2 separate regions of the Mus musculus genome follow, and region 1 is linked to region 2. The links are chromatin loops, found by intact Hi-C in ENCODE. Cell type or tissue: heart. All regions are shown on one strand. Links, peaks and the distances in the headings refer to the core of each region. The heading gives the core; the rest is flanking DNA.

Region 1 (2,806 bases), core at 68-2,567, 63 kb before region 2:
ATAAAAAACACACAACACAAATTCTTTGGTGCTTAACACACATGAAGCTCATCCAGGTACAAGATTTGGTTAGCTTCATTTTACTTTATTTTTACAGATGTATTTGTTTTTAGTAAATGTGTATACATAAACCTGAGTGGATCTATGTGTACCGTATGCATGCATGGTGCCCTCAGAGGCCAGAAGAGGCCATTGAATCCCCTGAAATTAGAGTTGAAAACAGTTTATGAGCCTCCATGTTGGTGCTAAGAACCGAATCCAGGTCCTCTTCAAGAGTAGCAAGTGTTCTTAACCACTGAGCCATCTTTCTAGCCACTGCACAATCAAATCAGGTATATTTATTGGGTGTTGTATTTTTAAGAAGAGTCAGAAAGCTCTTGAGTGTGGGTCTATTTGACACAGGAAGAAGAAATAAAACAGAGGCACCCAGCAAGTCCAGGGAAGACAGGTGTTTATATCTGATTTTTCAAATATAGACTGAATAATAGTGATTTCTCCAAGTTTTCCTATTGCTGACAGAGACTGTGTTTGCAGTAGCCAAAATATCATCAAGAAAAGTGAAAGATGCACGGAAATTTTAATTTTTCAACTCAAGCTATTTTTGAAAAAATGGAAAAGGAAATTGGGTGATAAAACCGCCTAAGATGAATTTTCTTCAACTGAAAAAAAAAAAAAAGGAAACTCAGCTTGGCTTAGTGTGATAACTGAGAGCTTAGCAAGATTCCTTTAATGTAAGGAGGGTACAAGATTCTATAAATAGCATTCTGAATCTGTCAGCTAATCGCTAGCTAATGACGTTTAACGAAAAAATCAAGACCACTGATTGCTTACAAGGAAGGGCAAAAGAAGAGAAACGGGCTAAAATAGTCCAGTGCCTAAAACAAAATGGAAAACATCTGCTCAGATCAGCCCTGTGGAGATCTGTGACCATGAATGTGTGGAAACAAACTTGTATCAAAAAGTTCACATAAGTCATGGTTCTTGGCCCACATATATTGTCCACAAGACCTACAGCTCCAACCCTTCAAAGCCTGAAGAACTAATTGCCTTCCTTATTCTCAGGAAACCAATGAAGGGGAAAGAGAAGGACCAGATTGGTTGGGACCACAGTTTTCTGCTTGCATGTTGGGTTATGGTTGAACATAAAATCTAGTCCAGACTGGTAGTTACTGGATGTGACTTACAACAAATAGCCACAAATGGCAACAGCAGATGAAGAGTCGTATAAACAACATGTGGGGGTCAATCTTATTTATGGACTTGGTTGGGTTGTGAGTTGGCTAGGGCCTTAGGAAAGCACACCTCTAGGAGTGTCCATGATGGTGTCTCCAGGCGGGATTTGAGACTGAGGGCTGTGACCTAATGAGTAATTTAAACCATTGATGGCTTCAAATTTTGAATAGATCATTGGAGGCAATAGAACTGTGGAAGGTCTGACTGAAGGATGCTGGTCACCGAGGACCGGTCCGGTGCTGGCTCTGTCCTACTATGCTCAGCTGTGCTTCCTGGCTACAGTGGTGAAGCCACATACTTCCTTACATGACGAATAAAATCTCTGAAATCATGAGCTATGATAAATCTTTTCTCCTTTTACACTGTTCTTTCGGGTGTGTATGTCATGGTGAGAATAAACCCGAGAAACATGTAAATCATGAAAGAGGGAACAAGGGGCGTTGGTTACATGCTCGATGAGAGCATTGATTGCATGCTCGAGGAGAACAAAGTCTTAGTTCTGTTGCTGTGAAGAGACACCATGACCATGGCAACTTTTATAAAAGCAAACCATGGAGTTTGCATACAGTTCAGAGGTTCAGTATATTAGTATCATGGTGGGATGCTCGGCGGGACACAAGGCAAGACAAAGGCAGACACGGTGCCAGAGAAGAGCTGAGAGTTCTACATCCGCATAGGCAGGCAGCAAGAAGAGCCAGACACTGGACCTGGTTTAAGCATTTGACACCCCAAAGCCCACCCTGAGTGACACACTCACTTCAGTGAGGATACACCTACTCCAACAAGGCCTCACCTCCTAATGACACCAATCCCTGGTGGCCAATCCTTCAAATCTACAAGCCTATTGGGGTCATTCTTGTTCAAACCACCCAAGTGTCATCTACCCTACACCATTTGTTTATCAACAATTTTATCACACTCAGACACACACACACACACACACACACACACACACACACATATGCAGGTATTGGTACTGTGCTAAGTAATGGAGTAGCCAAGAGGAACAGTAGAGAGGAGTCCTTCTTCAGGGAGGAAAGGCACATAAGTAAGTTCCCATACAGTAATGTAGTAGCAGAGATAGCGTTGGGAATACTACTCAGCATGATTGTGTGGAGACAAGAGACAAAGCTGCCTTTGAAAGTGGCTAATGTACTGTTTCAGGAGGAAAAAAAAAATACCTATTACCTGATGTCTTCCCGAAATCTTTTCCTCTGGAACACGGCCCTTAGACCATTTTGATGCGTCTCTTAAAACTCTATGCCTCCTACTTCTTCCTCTAAAGACTATACAATTGAGTTGGCTCCCCATCATACCAGGCCAGTAAGAGTCAGCCATGGGGTTTATTTTCCCTAATACAGTCTATGCTTATTGTAAAGTCATCAGCGAGGATGACTCTTTGCCACTTGCTAAGTAGAGGCCAGAACAGTGGGCAGTAGAGATAAAGAACTGATGGCAGAACTTGAACTCCTGGATCCAGACATACCCGAAGCCACTTGAAACTACATGGCACAATAAAGTCTCTCTTAAAAATATTGTAATAAATATTTGACAGAAATTTTAAGGAGAAAAA
Region 2 (2,806 bases), core at 195-2,694:
TGAGTCTAGCTTCTGTTAGGTTGACATAAAACTAGCCAGGAGAAGAGCTAATATCTGAAATAGTTATTCTATACCAATATCAATTAAAAACTGAAGATGTAGCTTATTTTTCATAAAACTTTAATATACATGTCAAATATAACAATGCAGAGTTGTAATCTTTAAACTTTTTTGCCTGTTCAGAGAAAAATTACTGGGTTGAAAGAAAAAAGAGAAGAGAACACGGAGAGAAACAAAATAGGCGAGTAAAGAAAAGTTTACATAGCAAGCATCCCCATACCGTTTTTATGGGCAGCCTCTACTAATGCTCTATATGTGCTTGCCCAGGTTACCCTGCAAAGGGCTATGGGACAGGTTTAATTTTGTCAACCTATAGGAAGCTGCCTAGATCATTAACATAAATCATAACAGAAGACAGCCATAAAGCAAGCACCGCATACACAGCACATGGAATCTACTACTGAGAGGAGCAACGGAGGCAGAACACAGTAACCAAGGAGAGGGGGAAACAGCTCTGGAGAACCCAGTGAGCGCCTAAAGGAAGGCAAAGCCATCAGGGGGAGAGCTCGCTGTGCCTGCCCATCCCCCATGAACGTGCTGTCTTCAGCCTTGCCCTCACTTACAGAATACTTGTTTCATGGTCTTAGGACAGACACACCAGCCACCCACCCACTAGCTGGAGATTAAAACTGCAGCTCTTCTCTTAGGAACAAGACCCGAATCCCATCTGCCTGTAGCAGACCCTGACAGTGTACACAGGCCTAACCTTGCTGAGCCTACCCCTCTCGCTGACCTGAGGGACTCTGCCTTCTTGGGTTGCTCCTATCTAGAATACCCTGAGCTCTGTCACAGGCTTCATGGGTCAACTCAAATATACTATGAAACTCGGCTGCAGCTTTGTCTTCCATGCCAGAGAACCAATGCTCTCTTGCTTGATTTCTTGTTTCCACTGTGGCCCTTATTATAGTAGATAAGCTGTAATAATTACAATATGCCTAAAATATGAATGAAGTAAGAATAAAGGAGTGGCACCTGAAATATTTTGGCTTGGAATAATATAGAGAAGCAGAAGATAAATAGAAAGCCAACCGCGAGGGAAACCTCCTCACACTCATGATTAACGCTGGGACGGTTTCTTCTGTGAACTTCTCTCTTGTACTCGATGCAAGCGTGCAGCTGCCCAGAGGAAGCCTCACAGTGTGACTCATCTCTTCCATCTTCCTTTACTCTCTTCTTAGTCACCCACCCATCCTGTCTGAACGCTCTCTGCTCTCCGCAATGCACAGCGCCTGCCTTAGCTTCCCAACATTTCTCCCCCTTTACTTCTCGATCATGGTTCGTTTATCACTTTCCCCTGAGGCCTTTCACAGTCTACTTGGTGGCTGTAACATTTACCTTCTTCTTCCTCCTGTTACTTCTGAGAACTCGTGTGTCACCGGGGCTAAAAATAAGGACCTTCCTCTGGTTCTCAGTAACGCTTCTCATTAGGCACAGGACAGTGGCTATGTTAGCCCTCTCTTACAATCTTTAATTCTAATAAACTAATGGCAAAAGGTTGTTGAAGGAATGAAGAGATGCTTGCACAACGTGTTCTTGGAGAGGGGTATGGCAAGGGCTCGCTGACTACCTCTCATTCTAAGGTAGAAGGGACAGTTATGGAGTATGTCAGGTGTTAAGTTCTTCCCACAAAAACTCACTTACTAGTCAGAATAATTCAGAGATTACAATTATTAGTCTTATAAATGAGAAAATGAAAGTTTACTAAGATTAAGAGATTTGTTCTGAGTCATAGAGCTGACGTGGGAGAGCTGGACTTGGGAAACAGGTTACACCAAAGTTTGTTTTCTTTGTCTTATCTTTTCTAACACAGGCTTTGGTTTTTTGTCTTTGTTGTTGAAGTTGTTTGTTTTGGAAACTATATGTAGTCCTGGCTGTCCCAGAACCCACTATGTAGAACAGGCTGGCCTAGAGCTCACAGAGACCCATCTGCCTCCTGAGTGCTGGGGTGAGAGCTGCAAATACCAATTGTGGCTAATAGACTTTGAACAGTCTTTAACATTGTGTATCCACACTCTATACTAATTTCTTTTCAAAACCTTCAATTTCTACTACATTTAGGACAATATTTGGAAATTCTGCTTTTTATTTTGACTTAGTATCTCCATAAAGTCTACTGAGTTGGTCCAAGTTAGCAAAGGCAGTTGTTAAAATGGTCGAAATGCACGGATTGGCTGTGTGGCCTCACTTAACAGAATGTGGATGCTCGTTTATCCAGTTTACGAGCTCATTAGAAGATAGTTTATATGATAACCAGATGCCTGCCTTCCAGGAGTGTGGTGAGGGTGGAGTCCAGGGGAGGATATTCAAAGAGGGTCCAAACGAGCTGCCTGGCTCATGCATGCAGACTTCTTACCTCGGTCTGACCAGCAGGAATTTACACTATCATATCACACATAATCAAATCTAGCATGTGGAAAATGTGAGTCCAAAATAGAAACATTTCCTATGAAAACATCTTCGTTCTCTGAGACCTTCTTGTCTCCTTGGGACTTCCTCAGCCTCCTCCCACGCACACAGCTTCTTTTAGAGGAAGCTCAACAAATGAAACAATTAAATAATCAACATAAGACACATTTCCTACCACTCCTGCTCTGAGAGATGCCAGCGAGGCTCCCAGCAAACACTGGGCACAACTGGAACAAAAGCTGAAATTCTGCTGCTCAATGGAAAGCACTTTCTAGTTCTCCAGGTTATCTGGACGGTAAACTGCAAAATTTGTATGAACCCCCAAAAGTCAGAGCAACAC

The links. Hi-C counts contacts between places; a loop is a spot of excess contacts. Peaks named below come from ENCODE experiments on the same cell type or tissue, not always from the same donor. Only the 100,000 strongest peaks of a DNase experiment are listed, where the experiment ranks them.
Region 1: a loop joins it to region 2, with 1.8 times the contacts of the local background. A loop is called at or near these places in 4 of 42 quality-filtered maps.

The regions. Positions count from the first base shown.
Region 1 is chr13:96,446,309-96,449,114 of GRCm38, forward strand. All of the region lies in intron 5 of Ankdd1b (ankyrin repeat and death domain containing 1B), which reads right to left. Among named protein-coding and RNA genes, the nearest start is that of Ankdd1b, 24 kb to the right of the region's middle. In heart, for the core only: no CTCF peak of the experiment used is centred there; no DNase peak of the experiment used is centred there.
Region 2 is chr13:96,509,591-96,512,396 of GRCm38, forward strand. All of the region lies in intron 3 of Polk (polymerase (DNA directed), kappa), which reads right to left. Among named protein-coding and RNA genes, the nearest start is that of Polk, 32 kb to the right of the region's middle. In heart, for the core only: no CTCF peak of the experiment used is centred there; DNase peaks (open chromatin) are centred at 1,221 and 2,571; H3K27ac peaks cover 561 bases.